Regions from separate parts of the Homo sapiens genome. Here region 2 is linked to region 1. A link is an interaction called in ENCODE POLR2A ChIA-PET data of the cell type or tissue named here. Cell type or tissue: GM12878. All regions are shown on one strand. Links, peaks and the distances in the headings refer to the core of each region. The heading gives the core; the rest is flanking DNA. Region 1 has its middle 76 kb from the start of GRXCR1. Region 2 overlaps ATP8A1 (ATPase phospholipid transporting 8A1).

The links. Peaks named below come from ENCODE experiments on the same cell type or tissue, not always from the same donor. Only the 100,000 strongest peaks of a DNase experiment are listed, where the experiment ranks them.
Region 2: POLR2A ChIA-PET joins it to region 1 with 10 read pairs; 3 of 35 experiments call an interaction of 5 or more read pairs at or near these places.

The regions. Positions count from the first base shown.
Region 1 is chr4:42,808,557-42,823,993 of GRCh38, forward strand. No RefSeq gene overlaps it. Among named protein-coding and RNA genes, the nearest start is that of GRXCR1, 76 kb to the right of the region's middle. In GM12878, for the core only: a CTCF peak has its summit at 9,125; no DNase peak of the experiment used is centred there.
Region 2 is chr4:42,640,361-42,655,797 of GRCh38, forward strand. The region is part of intron 1 of ATP8A1 (ATPase phospholipid transporting 8A1); the gene reads right to left. Among named protein-coding and RNA genes, the nearest start is that of ATP8A1, 9.0 kb to the right of the region's middle. RefSeq lists an enhancer at 1,617-1,666. In GM12878, for the core only: no CTCF peak of the experiment used is centred there; no DNase peak of the experiment used is centred there; H3K4me3 peaks cover 1,768 bases; H3K27ac peaks cover 2,410 bases.

The DNA.
Region 1 (15,437 bases), core at 4,594-12,593:
TCTTTTTCCAGACTATCACTGATGGGCATTTAGGTTGATTCCATGTCTTTGCTATTGTGGACAGTGCTACCATGAACATATGTGTGCATGTTTTTATAAATGAGTGATTTATATTCTTTTGGGTATATGCCCATTAATGAGATTGCTGGGTTGAGTGGTATTTTTGTCTTTAAAACTTTGAGGAATCACCACATTGTCTTCCACAATGGTTGAACTAATTTACACTCCCACAAACTGTGTATAAGCATTCCTTTTTTCTCTGCAATCTGGCTAGCATCTGTTATTTTTTGACTTTTTGATAATAGCCGTTCTGACTGGTGTGAGATGGTTTTTCATTGTGGTTTTGATTTGCATTTCTCTAATGATCAGTGATGTTGAGCTTTTTTTTTCTCATATGATTGTTGACTGTATGTATGTCTTCTTTGAAAAGCACCTGCTCATTTCCTTCACCCACTTATTATTGGGGTTGTTTGTTCTTTTCTTCTTGTGAATTTGTTTAAGTTCCTCATAGATGATGGTTATTAGATCTTTGTTGGATGGATAGCTTGCAAAAATTTTTTTCCCATTCTGTAGGTTGCCTGTTCACTCTGATGATAGTTTCTTTTGGTGTGCAGAAGCTCTTTAGTTTAATTCGATTTCATTTGTCAGTTTTGCTTTTGTTGCAATTGCTTTTAATGTCTTCATCATGAAATCTTTGCCTGTGGCTGTGTCCTAAATGGTATTGCCTCGGTTGTCTTCCAGGGTTTTTTTTTTTTTTAATAGTTCTGGGTTTTGTATTTTAGTCTGTAATCCATCTTGAGTTAATTTTTGTATATGGTGTAAGAAAGGGGCCCAGTTTCAATCTTCTGCATATGGCTAGCCAGTTATCCCATTTATTGAATAGGGAATCCTATTTTTGGTTGGTAGGCCATTTATTTGGTAGTGGCTTGGGGTGGGGTGCTGAGCAGGTTTGAGTGCTTTCTATGTGCCCTGCAAGCAGTTGTGACCACTCAGGGTGTGGGAGGATCCCCTGTTCTCTGCTCAGTGTCAGTGCAAGGGCTGGTCACTGGTGGGGCGGGGCTTGCTGGCTCTCTGCTTACCAAGACTGTCTGCAATGGCGGTTGGCGGGGGATCTGGGGGCATACTGCACTCCGTGTGCTGGGGGTCAAGTAAAGCAAAACCCACCTGTAAAGACGATGACCAGCAAAGTGATTTGGGAGTTGCTATGGGGTTGGGGGAAGCTCCAGTATGGGGAAGGAACATGTGAGCTGGTGCATGGCCATAGGGGCTGCCTTGCTGGAGCTCTTCACTGGTCAGGCATGGTCAGCTGGCACATAAGCTATGGTGTGGGCTCCCCAGGGCACCCAAGACTCCCCTGTAAGCAGGCATGGCCAGGCTGGGGCCCCAGGAGAGGCCAGCAGACCAAGGAGCGCTCACGTCTCACCAGCCCTGTCTGATGTGCAAGATCTCCCTGCAGATACCAGGTCTGACAGTTCTTCTAGGGCTAAAGTCTCTTATGGGAAGAAGTCAAGCCTAGGGGCATTGGTTGTCCCTGGCGGTGCTCCACTAAAAGATGCTCCAGCATCAAACTCTCCCTCTGGGCTCCACATCAGCTGGTGTGCTGCCCCATCACATCTCCAAGAAGCTCTCCCAGCCACCTCAAGAATCTGTGGCGGTCGAGAGCTCCCCTCCTGCTGGGGTTCCAGAGGGCCATGGTGAGAGCGGGTTACTCCTTGCCAGTTCAACTCGCCTGTTCTCCTAGAGCTGTTGTAGTTCCAAAATGAGTCCTGGTGTGTGGTTCCCAGCTTTCAGCCTAGCTTCTGTGTCTTCCCTTCATCCACTTTTGGTGCCTTCCCTCTGAAGATCTGCAGAGTCCAGGGCCCTAGTATTCTTTTAATAAGAGTAATGATAGGATTAAACTGAATTTTTAAAAAAGAACTCTGACAACTGTGTGCAGAATAGATTGTAGAGAGGCAAGTGTAGAAATGGAAAAATCAGCTTGAAGGTTATTTCATGGTCCAGGTGAAAGATAGGGTGGACTAGGGTGGAAGTAGTGGAGATGGTGAAAAGTGGACCATTTGGAGTATATTTTGGAGGAGTAGTTGGCAAGAATGCTGTTAAATTGCATATGGGAAATGAGTAAAAAAAAAAAATGGTTTATCAGTTTTGGAATGAGCAGATAGGTGAATGGTGGCACCATTTATTGAGGTGAGAAAGACTCGAGTAATAATAGGTTTGAGAAGAAAGCAAAGTTTTGTTCTGAGACGCATACTCAACATTCAGGTGGTGTCAAGTAAGCAGCTGGATACATAAATCTGGTGGGCTCCACTGAGTTGACTATATATATATTTAATATATATTTAAATTATATATATAATTTAAATTATATACATATAATTTAAATCCTTTTGAATGCATTATATAACATTTATAAGGAGAGGCTGTAGATAAGTTAGAGAAGATGGCCTGGGTCCCAAAACCTAGAGATTGAGCAGAGGAGGTGAATCTTACAGACAAAACTGAGAGGGCGAGGTAAGAGAATACCCGAAGAGTGTTATGATCCAGATCCTAAGAGAGGGAAGAGTTACTCCTGCGTATTCCTATAAGTGCAAACCCAGAAGTAACCATTTCACTTGGCAAGGTGGAGGATATTGTTGACTTTGATGAAAGTTAGTGGAGGACAGGATGAAAAGTCAAAAAGTGGGTGTTGGCAACTATAGAGAAATCTAGTGAGGGGTTTGCTATAAAGAGAACATAAGTTTAGATGAGAGATTTTTTCATTGTTTGTCTGTTTTGCTTTTAATTTTTTTTTTCTACTTTTAAAGGAAGGGGATACAAAGTGCATGGTTGGGAATAACCCAGCAGAAAAAATAGTAATTACAAGATCAGGGACTTTGAAGAAAAAGGAAAGAGGGATAGGATTTAGTAGAGGTGACCTTGGCCTTGGTGGGAAGAGGCTGTTCACTGTAACAAAAGAGGGTAGTGTGGGTGCAGATGCAGGTAGCAGGCAGATTTGTTGGAAAATTAATGAAAATTTCCTCCAGTGGTCTCTACATTTTCAGTAAAATGTGAAGCAAGCTGAGAATGAGGAAAGGGAGAATGTGCTGGAGGTTAGAAAAGAGGAGAGGCATAGAATAACCATTTTAGAAAGTGAGAGAGTAAATATACTAGAAGAATATCGTAGGATTATCAGGCAGTATTGAGTATCCATTGGAAGTCTGTAGTAGTAGGCTCACCCAATATGGCAAGCATCACCATTAGACCCAGAGAAGAGCAGTAGCTTGAGACCAGTCCTTTAGAGAGCACTGTTCTGGCCCTTTCTGATATGACCTCTAATGAGACAAAGAATCTATGAGCTTGAGGGGACATGGCCACCAGGAGCTCTTATCCTCTCCTCCTCTATCTAGATTATGTTCTGTGTACTTGGGATCCTGGGGTCCAAATGACCCTGATCCTATTTCCAGGGTCCATGTTGGATACTTTTCTGAGTCCTTCCTCCTTTGGGTGGGCTTCCCTGCAGGTGTCTGCACTTTGAGGTCCTCGCTTGCAGGGATGTGATGGAACTTGCACATGTAGGCTGGGCTGTCCATGTATGTGTGGAAGGCCCCTCACAGTGTCATGTGCAAGTAAGATGGGAAAGGTCTGGACTGTGATTTGAGGGCTGGGGACTTGTTTTCTGGATACCATCACATTTTAGTCAGTGTGAAATTCAAAGAAGTCTGAGAATTCTGTTTGTCCTTGGACTTCCAGGTAATTAAGAACATATTTGTCAACATAGGCACATAAAACATGACTATATTTAACAGTTTATTAGCTTGATATATACATTTTCAATATTTAGACATGTGATATGTAACTCCTCTTGCCCCAGGCTCCAGAATGTTTGGGGTGCACCTGAGCATGACCAGAGATACATAGCAGTGCTGTCCAACCGGACTTTGTGCAACCATGGAAGTGTTTCTATACAGTACAATACAGTAACCCCTAGCCACATGTGGCTATTGAGGCTTTGAAATGTAGTTAGTGAGACTGAGGAAGTGAACTCTTAATTTCATTTAATTTTAATTAAATTTAAATAGCTACATGTGCTTAGTAGTCACCATTTTGGACATGCAGATCTATGGACTTGTCTCTTTTTCCAAGCAGCTTTCTAGTGATAGAGGCCAATTGGGTTCAGTTCTATCACAATAATGACTCTTTTCCCCTCTGCATGGTCTCACCAGAGCTTGTCAGGTCTCAGAACCCACTGGCCTCTACCAGGCTCACACCCTGTACTATTCCACCTTGCTGTCCTTTCTTGGTCTGGAAGAACACTTTCAGTCTCCCCAGGGCTTGGATAATTTGAATTCCTGCTCTATTCCATGCTTTGTTATGGAATAAACTATCCACTAGTTACTACTTCCACTAGAATCTTCCCTTTTACAGCTCAAGATATGTATTTTTTTTTTGTTCTCAACAAAATAACACTCTGCAAATCAATGACTTTGACTTTCAAAGTGATTGCTTCTGATGAGGACTTCAAGAGTTTATTCTGTGAACTTAAAAAGAATACCCTGAAAATTGATTGTTCTCTTTTTGATTTTCTATTATAAAAATTCTGACTCCTCAAGGTCGTAAGAATTCTTCTTCACTATCTCCACAAAGGTTCACATACAATGTGCTTTCTGAAAAGTATAAAATTTAATATTTCATGACAAAGTATTTCAAACAGAAAGTGACAAAAGTTTTTGTGTGCTTGTACCAGCAATAATACTCTAAAGATGTCCATCACTGTGATAGGAGAGTGAAGCAGAGGTGACTTAGAATAGAGATGGGAAATGTGGATGAAGCTGGGTATACCCCTTGTGAACCTCCACTTTCAGTGGGCACAGGAATGTGTGCTCCTCTCCCATGCTGGAGTATAGGGAAGCCAGTGAACTCACAATAATATGAGATAGACAAAGCTATGAAGGAAATAAGTGAAGATTGCTTTAATCCCTCCATTCTTTTTTGAATTGCTCAGATCACATGTGCCACATTTCCAGAACTGCTAGAGTTCTTCTCATTTCTCTGCTCCTTGACCTCAAAGCACTTATAGTATATTTGGGGAGACAGGTACTAAACAATGAATATTTATACAAAAATATAATTAGAAATTGTCCAAGAGCCATAAATTGAAAGGAAAGAATGCCACTGGGGAGAATCATGGAGCTGTAGAGGAGAGGCTGAATGTGAAGTGATGTTTCTACAGTGTACGAAAGTTGAGTAGGGATTAGACAGAGTGGGAGGAAGAGAATTCTAGGGCAAGATCCTGAGGAAGCAAAGGGGCTGGTGTGTTGAGGAAGAGAAAAAAGGACCGTTTGCTTCAGGAAGACCGAGTGGTGACAGAGTGATGTGAGAGGCAAGGTTCGAGAGGAGGACAAGGGCTTAGGAATGATTAGAAGCTGGGCTATTATTCTAGGTGCAGTAGAGAAACCACCAAAGGGTGTCATGCTGGTGGCAGGGTTACAATGGGATCACATTGACACCTTACAACGATTACTCCGGCTGTTGTGCAGAGAAGAGGATGAGAAGGTAGGAGGCAAGAGTGAAGGAGGTGAGAGCCCACTTAGGACACCACTGACAGAATAAAGCCAGAGAGGGTCATGTGTGACAGAATAAAGCCAGAGAGGGTCAGAGTACTGACAATGGAGACCGAGAAAACTTGACAAATTCACAATATATGTTAGGGCAGAGTCTTTCAACCTTGGCCCTTGTATTAGTTCGTTTTCATGTTGCTAATAAAGACATATTCCACTAGACATATTCCACAGTCCATTACAGAGACTGGATAGTTTACAAAGAAAAAGAGGTTTAATGGACTCAGTTCCACATGGCTAGGGAGGCGTTACAATCATGGCAGAAGGCAAAAGACACATCTTACATCGCAGCAGGCAAAAGACAGAATGAGAACCAAGTGAAAGGAGTTTCCCCTTACAAAACTATCCGATGACATGAGACACTACCATGGGAAAAGTATGGGGGAAACCACCCCCATGATTTAATTATTTTCCACTGGGTGCCTCCCACAACACATGGAAATTATGAGAGCTGCAATCCAAGATAAGATTTGTGTGGGGACACAACCAAACCATATCAGCCCTCTTGAAATTTTGGACCAGATAATTATTTGTTGCGGGGTTTGTTCTGTTCATTGTAGAATGTGTAACAACATGCCTGACCCCTTCTTCTGCCGGTAGCATTCCCCAGCCCAACCCCCAATGCCCTCCATCAATTTGTGAAAACTTAGAATGTCTCTAGACATTGCTAAATATCTCTTGCATAGTAAAATTGCCCTCGATTGAGAGCCACTATATTAAGGGGACAATTCACAGATACAAACAGCAGATTAGATGTGGAAAGATAAGGAAATGGAAGGTGTCATGAATGACATTTATTTGATCAAGGAAGTAGGTGGATATGTGATTATAGGAATGCAATGACTTGAGGAGACTATTTGGGGCATGTGTAGAAATATTAAGAGTTTGTTTTAAACACAGTTAATCTAGATGCCTCGAAGACTTCAAGGAGAGATATCAAGGAGATGGTTGCTTATTGTACTAAGAGATCTTGGCTGGAAATATGAAGAGCCATGGGGTTTGGATGTGATCACTGATAGAGAGAATGTAAATGAGAACAGAAGAGCTTTGGGAATTGAATATAGAAAAATCTATTATTTCCAAAACCAGCAGAAAATGTCATGAAAAGGGAAAAACACCCCAGCATGCTTTTCAAGAAGAAGAGAGTAAACTAAATTGAATATGACTCAAAGTTCTAGTTATATGAGGATTGAAAAGTGTCCATTGGAATTGGCAAAAAGGGAGGTAACTGTAAAACTTAGCTGGTGGGTAGAGATATTTAATGGAATAGAAGGGGCTGAAATCATAATGGGGTGGGCTGGAATGAGAATGAAAGTTGGAAAACCATGTGTGTAGACTATTATTTCAAGAGTTTTTTCCAACCAAGTGAGGAGGAAGGAAGCAATTAACTAAAAGGAGAGGTGGCATTGGCAGGGGGTTTCGGGGGGGTGCTTTGTAAAAACATGATAGTAAGAAACATGATTCAATTTTGCTAGGAAATGATCCAGTAAATAGTAAGAGAAGTTCAAAATAGGGGAAAGAGAATAACAGATTCACCAAAGTTCTCTGGTAGGTATGACACTTTTGGCTAGTAATTTGCTAGGGGAAATATACTTTCTTTATTATAACAGAGAAAATGATAATATTGATCATGATAGCTAACATTTATTGAGGGTTTATGATATGTCAGGCTTCTTACATGTTTTATCTCATTTAATCTTCTCCCCCAAAACTTATGAAATAAATCCTGTTAGTATACATACTGGAGAAATGAGAAAACAGGGTTAGAGTAACTTGTTTAAGTGGCAGAGCTTAGACTGTAATGGAACTCATTCCTGAATCCAGGTTAAGCCAACTTATTCCAGAGCCTAAGCTCTTAAAAGAAGCAGAGAAAAGGAATCCTGTCAATTAACCTACCAAAGAATTATTAAAACCCATTAACTCTTGCCTATTACCTTAAAGTTTTAAGACCAGCTTAATTTGAATGAAGGTTACCTCTCACAGTGAAATACTCCATGCTTCCCTATACTTGACCCTGTCCTAAAGTGATGACTGGTTTTCTCTCATCTTTTATTTTTTACTCAATTTGTTTGTTTGTTCATTTACATTTTTCTAAAGGAATCTTCTACACTAACAGCGAGCAGGTCTGGGCTCAGAAAAGATAGCCTGTCCTTTGAGTGGAAAGAATTACTCAGGGTGCTTACTTTTTGAGCTGGATTAGACACTGAGCAAATGTGTTTCCTGTTCTGGGCTCTAGGCCCTGCTTGCCAGAGCAGCTACGAATACTTATTACAGCCTTCCAGAGGCTGTTCGCAGAGTCTCCGAGATTGGTTAGTAATTGGCATAGAAGAAAATGCCATTGGCTTACCTTACTCTGGGCTTTTTGTTTATAATGCTAGCTTTATTCTCAAATCCTGGCAATGATTCTTTTCTAATAAGCAAGCATTCTCTGATATTTGATACAGTATCAAGCAGTACTTGTCCTATCTTGACCTTAATTTTCTTTTTAATCATTTACTTGAAGGACCTCGTGTGTGTGTGTGCACGCGTGTATGCCCATGTGTGTGCGTGTGTACCCCCACGTGTGTGCAAGTAAATGCATAAGGTTGTGTTTGTGGCTTAAGGGTGCTTTTCTGAGATACAAGGCCTGTTATGATAAGATATACTCTTTGGCCATCTTCTGAAGAGAAGCCAAAAAAAAAAAAAAGCAGTTCAGAGTTTTATCTGGACAGGTAAAGTCATAGTATTGACTTTTTATCTTACAGTGTTTCTTAGATAATTTGGTTCCTTTTTTTAGTTTTCAGGATGATGACACACAAACAAATGATCATTTTCACCTCAAGTGGCTCTCTTTTACAAGAACAAAGATTCTCATGTCAAAGTGAATAAAGAGGGAGGCAGGGACCCAAGAGAGAGTGGAGAAATGGGAGCTCGCTCTACCGTACAGTTTATCTAGATGTGTTTGACACTTCCTTTTTAATGTTTACCAAAAAAAAAAAAAAAAAAAAAAAAAAAGAGGAAGAAGAAAAGAAAGAATAAGAGAAAAAAGAAAAAAGAATGTGATTCAAAGTGAATGTGAACAAACGATCGCGTGGCTTGAATGCTTTAGCACAGAAGTACTTGGGTCACCACTGTCTTTTCAAACTCGATCTTCTGACTTTCGAGTATCTCTGACTCCATTCATGTATAAAAGGTAGCCATAGTCTTCCAGAGGTGAGGCCGTCCTTTTGTTTTGAGTTCTCTGGAAGCAACTCCAGTTTCTAGATCAGAAGAAAGAATAGGCAAAATGAGAGTATTTGAAGCCTATGGAGTAGATGCACCTGTGAGGTTTCTTAAGTCTTAGCTGAAAGGCTTCTGCATGCAAATATACATTAATATGTGTATACATACATAGCTCTTCGACTTTGCAGTTACATTTCTAGAGTTTTTTTTTTTTTTTTTTTTTTTTTTTTTTTTTTTTTAACTACTGAGGGAAATGATCTGATCAGAGTGCTTTGCTCTCAGAAACAGTCACAGGGCCCAAGTAACCGGGCAGGCTTGTCCCCTCCTGTGGCAGTTTATTAGTACTGCAGAAACAACTCTGCAAACCAGCATACCGGCAATTAAAGGTGTGACAACTTCATGTCCCAGGAGAAAGCATTTTCATGTGGAAGTTAAAACCTGATGACATGTGAAAGGAGATGAAGGATGTGTATAAAACTGGATGTTTAAAAAATTCAGCTCTGCCACATCAAATGTTTGGAGGTATCCAGGGGCAGTGAGTGAAGCATTGCAGCAAATGAAATTCTGGCTTTCTTTTCATTTTGAACAAGAGCTTCACATTATTGAAACACACATTTTGCTTATCCATGAAACCCATGTTTGAATCAACAGCTGCAAGCAGAGCCAGTTCTGTCATGTGGCTCTCCAAGGCTGGCTGAGTGACTGATAGTGACATATTTTGAATGATTTAAGAGAAACCAGGGGACTGTTGACCAGCAGTACATCCCAACATTATTAGCTTCCTTCTGATATGTCAGGGCTACTGATGAATTTTAGTTTTCTCAGAGGTTTCTGATCTTGGAGGCAGCACTGGATGAGCTGTTAACAAGCTTTCAGAATGTCAGATTTGCACTGGATTTAACTGACATTTCTTTTTAAGACTTTAAAGGATCATAAATTACAATAGGCTTTTTGGTCCCTGGGCAGTCACAGCCCACAGCTGAGGAGAATGTGCTCAGTAAATGTGTATTGTGATGGACTAGACTTTTGTAACTAGCCACTCAGATTTGGAAAAAATAAAAGGAAGCCTTACAGATATTAGGTAATAAAGAATATGCTTTATAACATCAAAATATGATTTATGAAAAAAAGAACATTCCTATAATTTGGGTTCAAGCTGAGACTTCTGGTTAAAAGTGTCTTAAATTTCATAGTGGTTTTACAGTGTTTTTGTAAATTTTCACATATCTCCTCTGATCCTTAACATGCTATTCCATTTAATCTCTATTTACTTAGTGACAACATTTGATTGAAGTCACAAGTCTGGGATCCTTGTCTCAGCAGGTTGAGTAACGTCAGTTTTCCAGGTCCTAACCCTTATTTGCTTGTATAATTAACTGTTGCTACCAATTTAACCATATTTAAACTTGGATCACATTAGAAAATATAGTGTAGTTAGAAAATAAAGTTAATGTTGGTTCTAAACAAGTTATTTAAATTTTCAGGGGTGTAGTGGAATAAACACTGGCTTTAGAGTTTGCCATCCATAGTGTCGAAGTGCAGCAAGCTGAGTGAACTTGGAGAAAAAATGATTTTAACATCTTGATTCTCAATTTCAATGTCTGTACTTCGGGGATAAAAATAGTTATCTTCTAGATTATCAGTTATTTACTCCAGAAATGTTTATTGAGTAGCTAACTACTCTGTGCTAGGCATTATTTTAACATTGAAATGCAATGTTGAGTGAGATAGAAAAAAATCCCTACCCTCAGGGACTTGTCTTCTAGTTGGGGAAGACAGACAATAAATAATTGAATAAACTAGTTCTGAGAGTCTCAAGTATTATACAGGATATGCAATGGGATAATGTAGCAAGAATGCCTTGGGTGAAAATGGCAGCATTCCAGGAGACAGGGTGATTAGGGAAGGCTCCCCTGAGGATGTGACATTGAGGGTGACCTGAATGATAAAATGACACTAGCCTTGTGAGGGATCAGAGCAAAAGCATTGTAAGCAGAGGGAGTAGCAAATGCAAAGGCTCTGGTATAGGAAGGAGTTTAGAGTGTTTTAAGAACAGAAAGAAATCTGGTCCTAGAGGAAGGCAGGGGCTAGACCACGACAGGCATTTCAGCCATAGTAAGGATTTGGATGTTCTCTAAATGCAATGGAAATCATTGGAGATTTTAAGGAAGTGTAATGACACGGTTTGATTTGTATTTTAAAATGCTAACTTTGCTGTGTAGAAAATGGGCTGTGGATAAATATTAAACATGGTAATAGGAAGAACAGCTAAGAGGCTATTGCTGTATTCTAGATAAGAGATGATGGTGGTTTGAACTAGTGAAATAATGATGGAGATGAAGGTAAATATTTGGATTTGGGGCATATTTTGGAGGTAGAAAGGACAAGACTTGCTGATGCAGTGAATGTGAGGGGTTTAGGAATGAGAGAAATCTGGGACAGATTGTGGGTTTTGGTTTGATAAGACAAATAAATCAAATGGGGGAAGACTTGGGAAGAAACCCGACAGTGCAAATAAACCAAGAGTTTCATTTTAGAGATATTAAGTTTAAGTTGGATTTTGGATCCAAGTAGAGCTATCATATAGGTGCCTATGAATGGGATGTCAAGTAGAATATGCAAGCTGGAGCTCATGGCAGGCCTCTGGGCTGGAGAGAGAAATTAGGGAATCATTAGCTTTGCTGATGTTTAAAGCCAGGGGAGTGGAAGAGATGACTCAGGGAGAAAGAATGAGTAGAGAACGGGAGAGGGTACAGGATAATCCCTGAAGCACTCCAAAATTTAGATGGCATATTGAAAGAAAGAGTAAGCTGAAGAGTTGGAAAGGAGGTAGCTAGTAAATGGAAAAACACACAAAAATGTTGATATGTCTAAGGAGGAGTTAATTGTATTTATTGCTGCTGAGAGGTAAATATGAAGTTAGAGAAGTGGACTTCAGGTTTGTACAGTGACTCAAAATAAGAGCACTTCCATTGAAGTGATGGGGACGAAAGTCAGGCTGGAGTGGATTGTTATGAGAATTACAGTCCACATAAAACAAGCCCCAGGTTTTATATGTAAATCATTCTGAGACAGTATATGCTTAAGATATGGTAGCTATTACTGAGAAATAATAATTTGGTGGCAGATTTTGTGGCTTGACAATAGCAGCCATTCTCCTGGCCTCCTTCCCCCATCCCTTGCTTCATTTTCTTGACAAACTTTTCTCCTTCTTTAAATTTGTCTGAGTTTTCCACCCTTCCATATGCTGAGGGATGAGTCTAGGTCACCTTGGTGGTCTTATTCATTTCGCCAGTGATTAGTTTAGGCATTGTTATGTGACCAAATCCTGGCCTGTATTACTCAGGGTTCTCTTAGAGGAACAGAACTAATAGGATAGATAGACATATAGAAAGGGGAGTTTATTAAGCATTTGATCACAAGTTCCCCACGATAGGCTATCTGTAAGCTGAGGAGCAAGGAGAACCAGTCTGAGTCCCAAAACTGAAGAGCTCGGAGTCCGATGTTTGAGGGCAGGAAGCATCTAGCACGGGAGAAAGTAGGCTGGGAGGCTAGGCTTGTCTCTCTTTTTCACATTTTTCTGCCTGCTTTATATTTGCTGGAGGCTGATTAGAATGTGCCCACCAGATTAAGGGTGGATCTGCCTTCCACAGCCCACTGACTCAAATGTTAATGTCTTTTGGCGACACCCACACAGACACACCCAGGATTAAGATTTTGTATCCCTCAATCCACTCAAGTTGACAGTATTAACCATCACATGGCCAATGGGATCTGATGGACAATCTGCTGAGAGCTTCTGGAAAAGGTTTCTTTGTTAATAAAAATATACTCGTGGAAATAAATTCTGCTCTGCTTCACCAAATATTAATACTCCTGTGATGTTTGAAATTGCTGCAGCCATCTGTATGTGACCAAGAGAGACCCTATCATGGGCAGGCTGTATATGGTCAAGTGGAAATATGGAGAGCTATATTTTCAGACCTAGATCTCAGTCTAATGGGGACATTAAGACATACTCTTTAAACCAATGTGTCTCTGGGTATGAATCCTGCAGAGCTCTGTATAATGCTGATGTTACAAATTACATAGTGACAGGCATTGTTTTAAGCTTGACTTACTATTTTACAGATGAGTAAACTGAGACCAAATGAACCTAAGTGCTTTGCCTAGGGACCTATAACTGGTAGTGGGAATTCAAACCCAGGTATTCTAGCTACCAGGTTAACACTACATTTTGTAGGTCATATTAAAGAGGGCATCTGCAAATAAACATGCGTTTATTTGATATCTATATTTAAAACAATGCACTGGTTTTACATTATTTCCCAAGAGTGGCTGCAGATTTGGGGCCGAATTTCTTTTGTCAACTGCTGGTCCTGGAAATGCTTGTGAAGTGTGTTTCGGTAATCCTTGGTTAGAGTACATGTTAAGTGACAGTGTTCTTGCTTGGATGCACTGGAATCCAGGCTCACAAACTAACTTGGCCCAAATAATATTCAAGCTGTATACATTGCTAATGTTAAAACACATATGAGATAAAGATAATAACTACTATTAATTTAGTGTTTAATATATAATTTATCTTGTATGCAGTGTTTTAACCACATTGTTTCACCAAATTTTCACTGAATCTTGAACCCTAAAAAGATACTATTTTCTGAATGTTACCACTGATAAAAGTAAACTGGAGAGTTTAAGTATTTTGGCCCAAACTACTAAGTCTGTCTTATTCCAAAGGCCCTGCTCCTAACTATTAAATGAATGCATTAAATTTTAACTAAATTGTGGCATAAGCCTGAAAGCTACCTAGCACATTCAGATAGCATATTGTCTATGGGTTTGTGCATAGGAAAAACCCTGGAAATATAAGATGAACAATAGTTTTTTCTCTGTGTTGGGAATTACAGTTAATTTTTATTTTCTTTAGTATCCGGCCATCATGAAAAGAAAAAAACTTTTTTAGTAATATTAAGAAATAAAAGTCTGATTTTTAAAAATATGTTTTCTAAAAATTCAGGTTTCTTATGGCTGTATAGTATTTCATGGTGTATATGTGCCACATTTGCTTTATCCAGTCTATCATTGATGGGCCTTTGGGTTGGTTCCAAGTCTTTGCTGTTGTGCATAGTGCTGCAATAAATATATGTGTGCATGTGTCTTTATAGCAGAATGATTTATAATCCTTTGGGTATATACCCAGTGATGGGATTGCTGGGTCAAATGGTATTTCTGGTTCTAGATCCTAGAGGAATCACCACACTGTCTTCCACAATGGTTGAACTAATTTACACTCCCACAAACAGTGTAAAAGTGTTCCTATTTCTCCACATCCTCTCCAGCATCTGTGGTTTCCTGACTTTTTAATGATCTCCATTCTAACTGGCATGAGATGGTATCACATTGTGGTTTTGATTTGCATTTCTCTGATGACCAGTGATGATGAGCTTTTCTTCATAAGTTTGTTGGCCACATAAATGTCTTGTTTTGAAAAGTGTCTGTTCACATCCTTCACCCACTTTTTGATGGGGTAGTTTGTTTTTTTCTTGTAAATTTGTTTAAGTTCCTTGTAGATTCTGGATATTAGCCCTTTGTCAGATGGATAGATTGCAAATATTTTCTCTCATTCTGTAGGTTGCCTATTCACTCTGATGATAGTTTCTTTTGCTGTGCAGAAGCTTTTTAGTTTAATTAGATCCCATTTGTCAATTTTGGCTTTCTTTGCAATTGCTTTTGGTGTTTTAGTCATGAAATATTTGCCCATCCCTATGTCCTGAATGATACTGTCTAGGTTTTCTTCTAGGGTTTTTATGGTTTTAGGTCTTATGTTTAAGTCTTTAATCCATCTTGAGTTAATTTTTATATAAGATGTAAGGAAGGGGTCCAGTTTCAGTTTTCTGATATGGCTAGCCAGTTTTCCCAACACCATTTGTTAAATAGAGAATCATTTCCTCGTTGCTTGTTTTTGTCAGGTTTGTCAAACATTGGATGGTTGTAGATGTGTGGTGTTGTTTCTGAGGCCTCTGTTCTGTTCCATTGGTCTATACGTCTGTTTTGGTACCAGTAACATGCTGTTTTGGTTACTGTAGCTTTGTAGTATACTTTGAAGTCAGGTAGCATAATGCCTCCAGCTTTGTTCTTTTTGCTTAAGATTGTCTTCGCTATACAGGCTCCTTTTTGGTTCCATATAAAATTTAAAGTAGTTTTTTTCTAATTCTGGGAAGAAAGTCAATGATAGCTTGATGGGAATAGCATTAAATCCTAATATGCTATCTGAATGTGCTAGGTAGCTTCCAGGCTTACACCACAATTTAGTTAAAATTTAATGCATTCATTTAATAGTTAGGAGCAGGGTCTTTGGAATAAGACAGACCTAGTAGTTTGGGCCAAATACTTAAACTCTCCATAGTTTACTTTTCTCAATCGTGATGTGCAGAAAATTGTATCTTCTAAGGGTTCAAGATTCAGTGAAGATTTGGTGAAACAATGTGGTTAAAGCACTGCATACAAGATAAATTATATATTAAACACAAAATTAATAGTAGTTATTATCTTTATTTCATATGTGTTTTAACATTAGCAATGTATACATCTTGAATATTATTTGTGCCAAGTTAGTCTGTGAGCCTGGATTCCAGT
Region 2 (15,437 bases), core at 4,128-12,127, 170 kb before region 1:
CTCTAAAAAAGGTCCTTTACATTAGATAAGTCTGAATAATAATGCTATTGGCCAATGAGTTTGAGGCCAATGCTAGTCAAACATTAAGTGCAGCTGATTAACAGACTGCTTAAAAGGGAGGTGGTGACTGGTGGGGATCAGTAAGCCTCCACTGACTAAATCCCTTTTCTTTCTTTTCAAAAATAGAACCCTCAGCATCTGGATTTCAAGAAGGCTTTTGTGTAGGCCCTATTGTTATAAATGAAGACACACGATTCCATGATTATGAAACAATGTGGATTCACAACTATGTAGCTGACAAACATACATGGAGGGGTCTCACATACTAAAGCTATTCTTTGGCCATCCCTGCCTGTGAGCCCTTCTGAAAGAGCCTCCCCTGGGTCACCCTTGGACTCGGTCTCTCCTTCCATCTCCTGGCCTGGCCTAGTACCTGAGCCCTAGGTGTCAGGGTCAACATGGAGCACCTGACCAGCCAGGCCAGTCAGATCCCTTTTAGAGAATGTGGATTTGTGGTCAGTCAACTCAGCACCAAGTAAGGAACATCACGGACAGGTGGGCTGGAGGGAGCATCATGGCACTCTGAAGCCACATGCATGCCAAAGTTAGGAAGTGAAGGAGCAGACGTACAGAGACTTCCCCCTCACCAGAAAAAAAAAAAAAAAAAAGAACAATGAACCTCTGCTGTGATACAAGAGGATCCCTTACAGTAAATGCCTAACTTGGTAAGGGCTCTGGGTGCAGACTGCCTGGGTTCCAATGACAGGATAAGGACACATGACACGATTAATCAATGTACAGATGACATGAAAAAAATCAGAATTCTAGAAGATTTTGAAAGGCTGAATAAGTTGAAGGTTCTATACTAAAGGCCTAAAGAAGCAACTGTGTAAATACAATATGGGAGACACCTGACCCAGCAAGGCATGTAGAGCATAAATGTTTTTACTGCTTTTATTGCTTTCTTATCAAGAAAAAATCTGAGGTGTCTGAGAATGGAATGGGCTGTCTTAAAAGGGTGTGTGTGGGTGTGTTCCCTTCACTGTGAGGTATTCAAGCCATATCAGTTACTGTGTTGCATTAAATGACTTCTAAGTTCCCTTCCAACTCTAGAATCCAAGGATTCTATCCTTTTAAATTTCTTTTTTTTTTTTAAGACAACTATAAGCTTATTGAGAGAACCACTGATACAGTGCAGGGCGCAAGTTTTCCGCATTTTGTACATGGAAAAGAGTATTATTAAATTAGTTACTACAAATGCTTGTAGGATAGTTAACCCCATTGACTTCAGTAGCAGTGTGTTCATAGGAAGATAGAACTGAATTACAGCTCTGAATGAGCTAGGCCTTAAAAAGTACTGGGGAAAAAAATGAATGAACAATGATGAAAGTTATCTGAATCATTACAACTTTAACTTTTAGAGCTATTTACACATTTTATAACATACAAACAGGTAGATATATGATTAGTTCCAACAGACTAGTCCTCGTTTTATTACAAGAAGCAGAAACACCCAAATAACATCATTATGCTGCTACATTAATCTCAGAATGAGTCAGTGGAGTTTAACTGGCACCTGCTTCTTATCTCCATTGTGACTTTGCAAGAGAGGAAAACAACTCACCTTTGTTTTTTTTTTTAAACAAAGTCTCAATCATCAAAAACATCCAGTGAAGAAACTAAAGTCTTCCTGCCCATTACAACTTTGGTAGGGACATCAGTATAGCACACACAGCAACATACACTGTCCACAAACAAGACAAGTGTTTTATCCTACAGAAACAGACATTACCCAGGATAAGGAAAGTGTGACACTCTCATCTGCCTGTTGATAACACAATGCCACAACCAGGTTTGCCAAATATCCAACAAATCCATTAAACAAAGCTAGAAAAAGAGGAAACCCACAAAAGAGCATCCAAGAACTCCAGCACACCCTAACGAGACTCTGAGAATGGGTGTGGCTCTGGGATGGCTCATCTACCACAAGCACTGTGGGCAGTACTGAAGAACCCACTAAGACTGGTCAGATGAGACTGGCTCAAAAAGCCAAGAATCATTTTCACAAAACAAAGTAAGGAATGGTCGGCATCCTTCAGTTTGTCAGGATGTAGCTAAAGAAGACGACAGAAACCTCCACTAAACAGATTAAGATAGGATGTGTGAATGACAGCTGGTGGGCTGCAAAGACTGAAAAGACCCAGCACATTGCTCAGTGACATTAAAGCAATGACACCTACACATGTGTGAGATTGCCGCACGCCCTACTCAATCCACAGGTAGAACAAAAACGATGCGAGGGTGGATGAAACAAATGCTTCAAGAACCTTCTAATGCCATAAATAAAAATCACTCCATGCAGTAAGTACCTCCTAATGCAACATTTTACCTCAAGATGCTACTACTACTAATTAGAATCATGAAATTAGCTCCCTAGACCTGCTGGTATACCGTGACCACTGCCATGCAAGGTGTGATGGGCATACAGATGAATATAAGAAAACTCCACGAAGACTTCAAAACCACTCCAGCGTTTTTAAAAGTTCAGTTTCCAAAATCTGAACAGCCTGATCTTATCCCAGTCACTCACCAGATGCAGATTCAAAAAACATTTGCTTAGCACCTACTTTATAGTAAGTGCTTTCATTTAATATATCCACTCTGGAAAATGTCCCTGCAGTTTGGAGCACCTCAAGAGCCAAAAGAACGCAGTGATCACGTGAAAGACTGTTCTCATCAACTCTGACTGGGCAGCAAAAAGTCCTGGCAATGTAATTATCGATCCCAAACAGAATAAATCCATACAGTTCCCAGATACCTAAAATTCATAGCAATGGGGAACACGTATTACACTAACAGGTGCATTTACTGAAATTCTAAAGAATATTCAGAGAAAAGAAGATGAGGGAAACAGAAGATGGAAATTCTGAAATCCAGATTTTAGGATGAATGCAATACTCTAAGAGAATAAAATAAATGTCTACAAACATATGTATTTTTGACACATGGGACTTTCTCACTCCTTTCTAAGATGCAAGCTGGTTTTCATTCCTTCATCCCAGTGTTTTCTATTTCGGTAAATGGCACCACTGTTTTGGGCTCAGGGCCCAAAACTTTAGTCATTTTTGACTCCTTTTTTTAAAATTCCATAACCTAGCCATCAACAAATCTGTTGGATCTATCTTCTAGTTATATTCTGAATCTTGACCACTCCCCATCATGTCCACTGATGCTTAGTAGTTGAAGCCACTATCATTTCTCCTTGTTTCAACCCTTACCCCCAAGATGAAATCAGAATCCCTGGGGGTGGGACCAGGGGTCAGTGTGTTGAAAACTCCTTGGGAGATTCCAGTGTGTAGCCAGGCTTGGTCTCCTCACTATCCAACAGGCAGATGATTCGCTGGTAGGTATTATCACTTTATCAAAGAGAAACAGGAGTCTCACAGAGGTTAAGTGACATGCTCAAGGCCGCACAGCTTTGAAGGGCCAGAACACACATATCACTCCAGGCCTACAGGAAGTCCCAGTGCCTTGTTTCACTTTCTCGCCAATTATTTATAGGGCATTAGCTTAGGATGTTAAAGATAGCTTCAAGCGTAGTTATGTCACAAAACAAAAAAGCCCTACTTGCAGGTGGCTACCGTGTCATCTGGTACTGAGCAGACCAAAAACACATGAAACAAACAGTAACAATGGTGATTTATTTGCTTCAATGAATTTTTGTTTAAAAGGTCAATTTTAGCTGAACATATGGAAAAATATCTGACCTATAAAGAAATCTACTAAGTTCAGACTGAAGGCCTTCGTATTAAGGCTTAGTTAAAATGAAAATATATAGGAGAGTGGTTCACCAACCACAGGGATAAATTCCACCGGGAAATTCACTTAATAAGTTCAAGGGGGATTCAATTTGGTACCTGGGGAAATTAAGAGAGTTTTTTCTTTTGCTAATTGTATTCACTTGGAAGTCAACAAAAGGCCAACTCATGTAATGATTCTCTTACTGAACGTTAAACGAAGAGACAGAAATCAGTTGCCATCTGGGGTTAAATTGAGCCAACAATTCAGAACTTTCCAACCTCTACAAGATCAAATTCTGGCTTTTGAAAATAATTTCCATCTGCAAAGTACAAATCACATTATCACCTAATAAAAGGAAAGTCTAAATGCAGAGACAAATAAGGATAGATGAGAACTATAAAATAAACAGCAATCACGAATGCTGGACACAATGCACTTGATCTACAGTACTATGGTGTTTTTCTAATCCCCAGAGCGTCAAGTGATAATCTTCCCACCCGGCAGTGGCCACCAGCAGCATCCTAAAGCTAGAACCCAGCGCCCATCAGAGCGGCCACCGAGAAACACAATGGCCAAATAAAGAGTCTCAAATATTGGCCTCATCTCAGCAATTAGGGAAGGCAGGTAAATTGGGAGTTTTCACATTTTGTACGTTAACCTATAAAAGATTATTTCATGTCATAATGGGATAAATCAATAAATCTAGACTGACGAAAATATACTCCTTGAAAAAAAAAAAGTTGCCACAGAAATTTCAAAGACTATTACCAAGTCATTATGCTATTTTTTTCAGCTGCAAATGACTAAATATTTGGGCTACAAATATAGGCTGAATAAAGCAACTAATTACTACAACATACTAAAAGCAAGCAGGTTACCAAAAAACTAGTAATGACACTGCAGAAAAGCTCATATTGAACAAGCTCCCAGAGTAGATATAACACCAGCTAAAAATAAACTAAATGTGTTGTACTCTTCACTTAGTTGTACTGAATTGAATGTTCAATTCAGAATTTTAAAGAAAGTCTTCAAAACCTAATAAATAGTATTAATGTATGACCTTGATCATTTCTGAGAGGGGAAATTAAGAGGAGTATAATTAGTCCTATTAGCTAACTGGATGATACACAATTTACCAAAAATATTGATTTTCTTTGGTAAATATTTTGGGTAAATTGCTTGTCTATCACTTGGCTAGCTAATACTCTTGGTTTCTTGGCTCGCAACCTATATAGTTGTATACAATTTATTCCCATCCTCTCTGCCAGCAAGTAAATTCAAGGTTGTATACCAGTGTTTTCAATACCACTGCACATGAGAATTACCTAGGAGATAAAATATTAATGCTTGGTCCCTATCCCTATAGAACAGACCAACTGATTCCATCGTTCTGGGATGGGTCTGGGAATCTGTATTGTTTAGAAGCTCCCTATCTAATTCACTATGAAGCCAGGGTTGAGCATCACACGATGTGGCTATAAAAACAATTTACATTTCACAAGCCTCCCACTGCCCTGTCCACATTGGACACACTTTTCATTAAAGATAGCAGAGACATTCCTCCCCATGTCATTTCTCTAACATTTACCCATGACAATGAAAATAAAGTTAGGAAAGTTGACTTAAGTCCATCTGAGAATATTTATCACAACCATTCTGGCATAGATGGTAGACTGAACCCAGCTTAACATGTAGAGCAGCCACCAGGATTGGATAAAACTTAGACCCATCTCATTTCTTTGGTCAGAGACAGAACATGGCCTAGGTTAGAGAAAAAAAAAAAAGTAGAGTGAGACAGACTAGAAGGGAACTGGAAAGGGCCAACTAGTCGCAGCCACTGGAATAACAATACAATGGTGGAGCGACAGATCCAGGACAAATGGAAATGGGCAACACCTACACTCAGAACCAAAGATCTCCTGCATGGGGCAACGATGTGGGTTCAGGTGAGCTGGCCAAAAGCAACTGTGGGTAAAGTGAAAGCAAATGATACTCAGAAACCTTGGTAGGCCTGGCGTGGCATCAAAACGGCTCACAAATGCTGAGCACTGGAGTCCAAGCTAGGGTTGGGAACCAGCATCTTGTCCTGCCAAGAGCAAGGCAGGCCCCCCCATCCTGGAGCTCTATAAGCTGCTGGGACAGGCACTCAGGGTCAGGGAAGTGGTGACAGGGTGTGCATGCCTCATCTTTAGAGTGCTAAGTCAGAGCTCTTCAAATGTTGACGTTAAAGATTTTTGGGACTAAATCTATGTGGGATTGAGGAAGGGACACGGGAAAAAGACGGTCTGTAGAAGCTGGAAGATTTGTTTTATACAACGTTAGCTTTACTTCAGGACCAGAATTAACCACAGGGACCTAGGTCAATTACAGAAGCTGAACTGGTGTAGGCTGGCATCAGAACAAACCATCTCTTTGACTCAACCCTGCATACCATTGTTTGCTTGTTTCACTCACAAAGGCCAATCTTGTACTCTAAACAGGTCTGGCCCACTAAAGTGGTGCTCTGGTCCAGAACCCAGGCTGGCTTTGGCCTTCTTAGTGACATTCTGAGCTGTCACTCAACTAATCTGATATTATTAAGCACAGCCCTAGATGGATCAAGATCAGTCATCTCTTTTAAAGATAATTCACATAAAATAATGAACAGAGGCTCAATTTAAAACAGACACCTCTCTTTGCCAAGTCAATTAGAGGTCTAATTAATCCATGAAGCCAAGTTCTATACAGTTGTCCCTTTAGCACAAGTGATGGTGATATTGTACATAAAAGAATACTACTTAAGAGTTTTATCTACTTCACATCTCATGCTAACATTTAAATAAAAATGAATAGGAAGACATGGCAGGGTGTTTTATTTATCAAATATATTTTATAAGAGATTAAAAAATTGGAAACAAAACAGGCTACAAAAGATGCCACAATGTACTTACATAAAACCTCTAAACTGCCAAGTCAAAGGCAGTATTATCTAAGCACCCATATAATGTGTGAAGTTTTATACACACGTGACTGCCTTCTGTTGTTAAGAAGGGAGCTGAAGACTTAAACCTCAAGATCTACATATGTATTTCTAACAAGCTTACTTTGAGCTATGGGTTTCCATCACAAAATTTTATATTCTGAAAAATTCTAGTAAATCCTAACAAGTAAGCATATGCTAGAGGTATAATTTACAACTATGCTGTTCAATACAGTGGCCACTAGTCACATGTAGCTACTGAGCACATGAAATAGTACAAATTGAGATGCACTATAAAATGCCCACCAGATTTAGAAAACGTAGCACAAAAAATGTAAACTACCACTCATAAATTTTTATAACAAAATATTGAAATAATATTTTGGATATATTGGGCCAAAGACAATTTATATTTATAATACATATTAGTATTTATATATTAAATACACTATTACTTGTATTATTTAATATTAAATATATAGTATTAAAATTCATTTAACATCTCTTTTTACATTTTAAATGTAGCTGCTTGATTGTGGCTCACGTTTTATTTCTTTTAGTGCTGATCTGAGATATAAATGCTGATTTGTAAGTAGATTCCATGGAACCATTAGCTAAATCTAGTTGGTCTAAATTTGACCTTATTCCTAGCAAAAAGGAGAAAAAAGAGTAATATCTCAGCTATCATGTCAGGGCCACTACATGAAATAATAAAAGTGGTAAGTTGGAAGCAGAGTCCACAATACATCAGCAGATAGAAATGAACCATTCTTGCTCAAAAAGTAGTAAAACCAACAGATACCTGGTCAAATCTTATTAATTTAAAACCTCATTTAAAAATACTTTGCTTTAAGACATACAATATAATTTTAAAACCTACAGAGACAAAAATTAACTGAAAAACTGAAATGAATTCAGACTGATACCAATATCAAAGTAGCAATAATTGAAGAGGGAAACTAAGCATACATGACTCAATATAAGAAAGATGCCAATTCTCTTAATATAAATTTATAAACAATGCAATTCCAATAAATATTCCAACATGTTTTTTAACTTGATTCAATGATGTACTCATAAATTCTAGTAGAAAAATACAACTGTGGGGGAAAGAAAACCCAGAAAAACCTAGAGAAAAGAGCAAAGCAAATGGGACAGCTAAGAGAATATTTTTTGTTATGTTGCAATAAAGGAATTTGATACCAGGGGCTAAAAGGGACCAAAATAAAGAGAGGTGGCGGCGGGTGGGGTGGGGGGAAGGGAAAGAGAGACTGACTCCAGAAAAAAACTCAAATATATACATACGGAAGCACCTCAAATCAGTGTGGGAAGAAAGGATTATTAAATATATGGTTATTATGTCAGGTAAATAATTTGAGGAAAAACTTAGATCCAGGCCTCACATTTCACCACAAAGTAAATCACACAGGAATTACTAATATAACTGTTTAAAATGAAACCCAAAAGTACTAAAAGAAAAATATAATTGAAAAATTATCTTGAAAAATATGACATTAAAGCAGAAATTTAAAAAAAGGAAAGATTATACTTCATAAAAATTAATTTACATACATGTTAAAGCACTACAAAGTTAAGATAAACTATGAATAAGGAAAAAAGGTATTATCGTTAACATATAAGTTCTTAAACTTCAATACAAAACTTGATAAACAATTCAGAAAAAAATAATCACTACATTTACCAAAATATGTTAAACCTAATAAAGCAATGTAAACTTAAAGACTTACTTTTTACATTCTATATCCATAAGGAGGAAGAAAAATGCTATACAGTGCTGCAAAAGGGATAAACAGGCACTCTCATTCACTTTCAGTGGGAGTGTAAACCAGTATAATCTTTCTAGCAATTTTCAAATATGTATCAAAAGTCATAAAAAGATATATACTTTTGACCCAGAAATCCCATTTCTAGGGACTTTGAACAAAACCATCAGAAAGGTGTACAAAAAGATACAAAGATGCTTATTCAAGAGTTTAAAAAACTGAAATGACCTAAATGTCCACCCACAGGGTTCTTTAGTAAGTTATTCTGTACTAACATAAAAATGCTAAGCTGTCATAAAATTAATAAAATTGATCTGTTCATTCAACAAAAATTTACTGAGCTGCTACCAAGTGTCAAGCACTATTCCAGGCACTAAGGATATAACTAGTGACAGTAGACAAAATTTACACAAATCTATATTGGCACAGATATCCATAAAATTATTAAAAATAATGCAGATTACCTCATTCTTCCTAACAAATATATCTTTTCTGGAAAATAGTTGGGAAGGACATATACTAAAATTCTAACATTGTAAATATATAAATTTATATGAAGTATATAAAAGTTTATAATCACAATGTGATTATATTTGGATGGCATAGTTTGTGATGAATTTTACTCTCTCCTGCAAGACTTTCTGAAGCATGAGTTTTTCCCAGTAAGCAGGCAGTACTTCTATCAAGACTCATAGTTAAGCTCTTCCATTAAAAACAAAGCTCAGAGTTATCCATTCATTCAACAAATATAGAGTGGTGGCTATGTGGCAGACAAAACTCTAGGTGTAGAGGGTACAGCAGCGAACAAATCTCACAAAAACGCTCCTTTGGGGTGCTAAGGTTTCAGTAGGAGGGTACTAGATTTAGTACATCTAGATTTAGCTCTGAGTATTTTACAAATTGGATTATAAGGCATTTTCATCTTTAGGACATAGATTCATTCATTTAACCAATGCCTACTATGTGCCAGGCAATGTCCTCATGGGGAGCAATATATCAGTGGACAAACCAGACAAAACCCCCTGCCCTTAGGGAGCTTACTACCCGGAGAATACAATCATTGGAAGGTTTGGGCTCCTTTCGCTAAGAAGTAAAGAATGAAGGGGAAAGTGGTGGCCTTCATGTCATTGACATTCCAATGAAACCATGTGAATAGAGACCCACGCAGCAAACATTTCGTTAACTTCAAAAGTGTCCTCTGACCTTTGCAAACATTCCCACAGCTGTAACATTAGGTATATGCTTCAATTCTGTTTTTGAAATGACAGAAAAAACAAACCATGAATTCTGCACTGAAGATAGAAAACCTAAAATAATCAGATCTAATACACTTATATCTCCAGAATTACACTAAGTAAAATGACACCTACTTTGAGATTTTCAAATATTGATGACATGCTGTATCGCTATACTCATACACACCTTCTCACACAGTGCCACTTCAGGTAAAACTGAACTCATCTCCATACTCATCTCCATGTTTCCTTTGGGACCTCCTTCATCGACCACAGCCTTTTGTCCCACCACCCATTTAGCTGGCACACAGCTGGTGCATAATAAGTGGTTTTTAAAGGAACAAAAACCTTAGTCATCTTTTACCTGGAATAGCGTCCTAAAATTTTTCCTTTAAGGACAGCTTAAATTACTTTTTATTCCTTTTGTTACCTTTTATGTAAATAAAACATACTATTCTACATAGTTACAAACATTTTAGAGTTGCCATTTAGAAAAACAATTCCTAAAACAACTTCTGGATACATCGTTTAGCACATATTTTACATAATCAAATAAATGTCATTATATTTTAGCATTATAGTATTCAACAGAAGAAAACACAAACCACTGGATAGGTATGTGAAGTTTTTGTGTGTGTGCATTTCTTTAGTTCTGAACAATTTAATCCTTATTATATGTAAAGTATGAGCTCCAGAGCAGTTTCTATGTTATCCAAGCAAGAGCCTTTGGCAATCTGAGAACTTCACTGTGACTGATTCTGTTGTCTGCCTGATATAGTTTGGCTGTGTCCCCACCCAAATCTCATCTTGAATTGTAAATCCCACAATTCTCACATGTCGTAGAGGAACCCAGTAGGAGGAAACTGAATCATGGGGACAGGTCTTTCCCATGCTGTTCTTGTGATAGTGAATAAGTCTCACAAGATCTGATAGTTTTATAAATGGAAGTTCCCCTGCACAAGCTCTCTCTGCCTGCTGCCATCCATGTAAGATCTGACTTGCTCCTCCTTGCCTTCTGCCATGATTGTGAGACCTCCCCAGCCATGTAAGTCCATTAAACCTCTTTCTTTTGTAAATTGCCCAGTCTCGGTACGTCTTCATCAGGAGCATGAAAACAGACTAATACAGTACATTGGTACCAGAAGAGTGGGGTGCTGCTGAAAAGATACTGAAAATGTGGAAATGACTTTGGAACTGGGTAACAGGCAGAGGTTGAAAAAAGTTTGGAGGGCCCAGAAAGCAGGAAAATGTGGGAAAGTATGGAACTCCCTAGAGACTTGTTGAATGGCTTTGACCCAAAATGCTGATAATGATACAATGAATTCCAAGCTGAGTAGTCTCGGGTATGTCTTTATCAGCAGTGTGAAAATGGACTAATGCACTGCTCAATAACCATACACCCTTTTCCGTTTGTAACACAACACTGGGTAATGTGTCCAGCTGGAAATTTCCATTTCCCAGCTTGCCCTGCAAGTGGAAACCAATGCAAAATAAGCATTAGTTTTTGTGTGGTGCTTTCTGAAAAACCTGTTTGCCTTTCACCCTTCCATTTTCTCCTGGCTAAAACTATTGTACATGATGGCTGGCACCCCAGCAACCATGCTGTGACTTTATGGAAGACAAACTCTCAGGACAGTGAAGCAGAAAGGCACAAGGAGCCAACATCCCTTATGACTTTGTGTAGCAGGCACAGCCAACCCTGTCTACCTCCACACTAGTTTTACAGGAGTGAGAAAAACTATTTTGTGTAAGCTACCATTATTTCAGTCTGTTTCCAGATTTCAAATGCTAAGTTCAAACACCCATTTGATTTATCTGGGGCAGCTAAATAAAGAGACCTAAAATTCTTAGTCTTCTGCTTTATCTACTCTTGCCTTATGGCAAATTTTTCCACTATCAGGGTTTCAACTATTGTCTCTCAAGATTCCCAAGTTTGAGGTTTCCCACATCTCACCTAAAAATTTCCAACTACCTTTAAAACATGTCCATTTGGATGTCCCCGTTACCTCAAAATTTGAATTAGTATCATCTCTTATTTTATTAGTCCTCCTTCCCAATTTCCTTGTTGTTTAATAGATTTTCTCAACCAGTCAAGCTCAAGACTGTAATGGAAATTTCCTCAAAATGTGTTTCACCAGCACCAGGGTATCTTGGGAGGCTCATTAAGAATGCGAATCCCCAAGCCCACCACAGATTTACTCAACTAAATCTTCACAAGCCAGCCCAATAAGATCCCTGATAATTTATGAACCTACTACCAATGTTATTACTAATAAAATATCAATATGCTATTACCAATAAGATCCATGGTAACTTATTAATATTAGAATTCTAAATTATTGTTGAGACTTGCTTTTTTCAAAAAAGTCCTTCTCTCTCCTGCCCTATGTTTACTAAATATTCACTAAATAGCAAAGTCCTATAATATGATTGCTATGATTTGGCTGTGTCCCCACCCAAATCTCATCTTAAATTGTTGCTCCCATAATCCCCAAGTGTTGTGGAAGAGACCTGGTGGGAGGTAACTGAATCATGGGGGCAGGTCTTTCCCGTGCTGTTCTCATGACAGTGAATAAGTCTCACGAGATCTGATAGTTTTATAAAGAGCAGTTCCCCTGCACACGCTCTTTTGCCTTTGCTCCTCCTTCACTTTCCGCCATGACTGTGAGGCCTCCCCAGCCATGTGAAACTGAGTCCATTAAACCTCTTTTTCTTTATAAATTACCCAGTCTTGGGTATGTTTTTATTAGCAGCCTAAGAGCGGACTAACACAATGACCTTTGTGACCTCATTTCCTACTATTCTTCCCCTCACCGTTCCTAATTCCCGATGTGAAACTGAGTCCATTAAACCTCTTTGTCTTTATAAATTACCCAGTCTTGGGTATGTTTTTATTAGCAGCCTAAGAGCGGACTAACACAATGACCTTTGTGACCTCATTTCCTACTATTCTTCCCCTCACCGTTCCTAATTCCCGATTCTCTCCTGCCTTGGGGCATTTGCTCTGGCTGGAACACCCTTCCCCCAGATCCCCACCAGGCCAACTCCCTTATCTCCTTCATGCCAACTTTTCAATGAGGGCTAGTCTAACTAACCTACTTAAAATTGCAATCCATCCACCCACCTTAAACATTTTGCTTTCTCTTCATTTTCCCCATTTGCCACACAACAAATTCTATAATTAGCATATTTTGTGTGTGTTTTGTCTCCTGCCTCACTAGAAAGTAAGCACCTCCAGGGCCATGCTTTTCCTCTTCTGTTAACTGATGTATCCCAAGTGCCTGTAACAGTAGTTGAAGTTCAGTAGACATCTGCTGAATGAGTTAATGATTCAGTCAGAAATCTGATTCCTCCCTTCCCATTCTCACTGTTCCACTCTAATACTAATTCTGACTTTTGTCATTTTAAGACTGTTTTGCAAAAGAGTCTATCTACCATACCTTTTCCTCCAAACCAGCCAACACACTTCCAGACTTAACTAAGTTACTACTTTTAGGATGTCCCTCCCTTATAACGATGTGGCCCCCAACTGGCCCTGTTAGATATTATATATTGGAGTTAGGCTTAAATAAGAAATTAGATTCAATGAACTCTAAGAACCTGTTCAAATATTCGGTCCTGTGTCCAAATGACTCACCTTGGCATTTAAAATGCTTTGTAATCTGGCAGTAATCTACCTATCCAAACTTTTAGCCTGCTCCTTCCAAGTTTCCCTCTGCTCCCGGCCAATTTCCTTAAGAACTCTGAAATAAGCCATGTTCACTTTCCCCATTTGTTCTTGTTATGACTGTCTTCAACACTCTCCTAACTACAGAAATAGATGTCAGTATCCTTTAGGATCCTGCTGCTCAGACTGTGATCTGCAGGCCAGCATCCTTCAGCATTACATTCTTGTCAGAAATGTAGTAACTCTGGCCCCACTCCAGACCTCCTGAATCAGACTCTGCGTTTAACAAGATCCTCAGGTGATTCCTATGAACCTTCGAGTTTGAGAAGCACTGTGTGAGGGCTCATCTCAAATCACACCTCAATGAAATGTTCACTCAGCAGGCCTTATGTTCAGTAATAAGTATGTACTAAATTCCTAATCTTCCACAGGTCCTGCGTCCCCCACAGCATGCACAATATTTAATTAACAACATCCCCTCTTAGACTATTTATTCCCTCTTTAAGTCCTTTCTCCCCAGTTTGGTTGTAAACAACTTACAGGCATGACAGTCATACATCTGGCCAATCTGGATGAAGGGAACAGAAACCCATTCAAGTCATTTCAAGGGGGGGAAAAGAGCTTATTTTAATGCTACTTGGGAACTAGGGCTATAAAATTCGGGAGGGCAGGCTCCAAGGTCTCGCCACCCTCTCTCAGGATCTGTGTCTGCCCATCCATTCCATTTTCTTTGCTATCTCTCTACTCACTCATAGTTTCTGCTTTCTTCTATCAGCAGCATTCCCATGACTTATTATGGCCACCCATTCTCTCCCATACCAGCCTATTCACCTCTGCTCCCTTCTGCTTTTACTCTAAATCTCTAACTTTAATGTTTTCAAGAGAGATATGATTAACACAGAGACTCTTTTTGAGCCAAACCACAAGGTTACAAGTGTCTGAGTCACATAAGAATTGGTTGACCCTGGGTCAGGAGCCAACCATAGTCCAATCAGCTGAGGCCAAAAAGGCTGCAGTTCAGAACAAGGCCCTCTAGGCAGCAGGGCCTCTCTCAAAGGAGAATATTCCTTAGGAAAGGTAGGACTATATTTTTTAGGAAAGAAATATTTCCTAGGAAAGAAAAGTGTGGGCAGAGCAGGCAATGAGCCACAACGCCAGCCCCACAGAGTCATTATTTGTCTTCACCACAGTCCCAAGCACATGCTGAAGCTATAATAAACTGGAATCAACTAATCTCAGGGGAAAGGGTCATTCACTCACCAAGCACCACTATGGCCCTGACACTGTGCTGGACGCACAGGGAATACAAAGATTAAACAAGCAGCAGTCCTTGTTTTCCCAGAGCTCTTAATCCAAATGTGTCACTGAACTAGTTACTTGACCTTGGGCAAATTACTAAACCATATGGGCCACAGTTTCCTCAACTATCAGATGGCACTCCACCTTCACCAACCTCCAGGAGTGTTGTAAGTTTCCATAAAGTAATCTTTGTAAAAGTACTTTGGAAAATACACAAGCCAATCAAGAACAATACTGCAGCCCTGTAATCCCCTCACATGCCACAGGTTTTGCAGTGCTCTCAGACTTTTTCTCTTCCCCTTATTTCCCACAATATAGGACCCATCAATTGCTATTATTTAAAAGAACACCACCAACTATTACCATTCTACTTTCACTATCTCTATGACTAATTTCACTCAGAAGTGTAAAAAAAATGAATTTTTACAGTGTGCATTTTAAAAGTATAATGTATTCAACTGTGTATGTAAAACTATAATGCCCTATATAAGTATTTTTTGGGTATTACAAATGACAGCATGTACCGAATTCCTATGTAGTACACAGGCCAGTTTTGAATCTTGCTTCGTCTTCTCCCCACAGCAGTTTCATTTAATATTTCCTAAATACTGCAATCAGAAAATTTCAGGGACCCTATTTTTACAGGGAGCCCCTAAGGAGAAAAAATGGCCTGTCTCCATCCCTGAAATCCA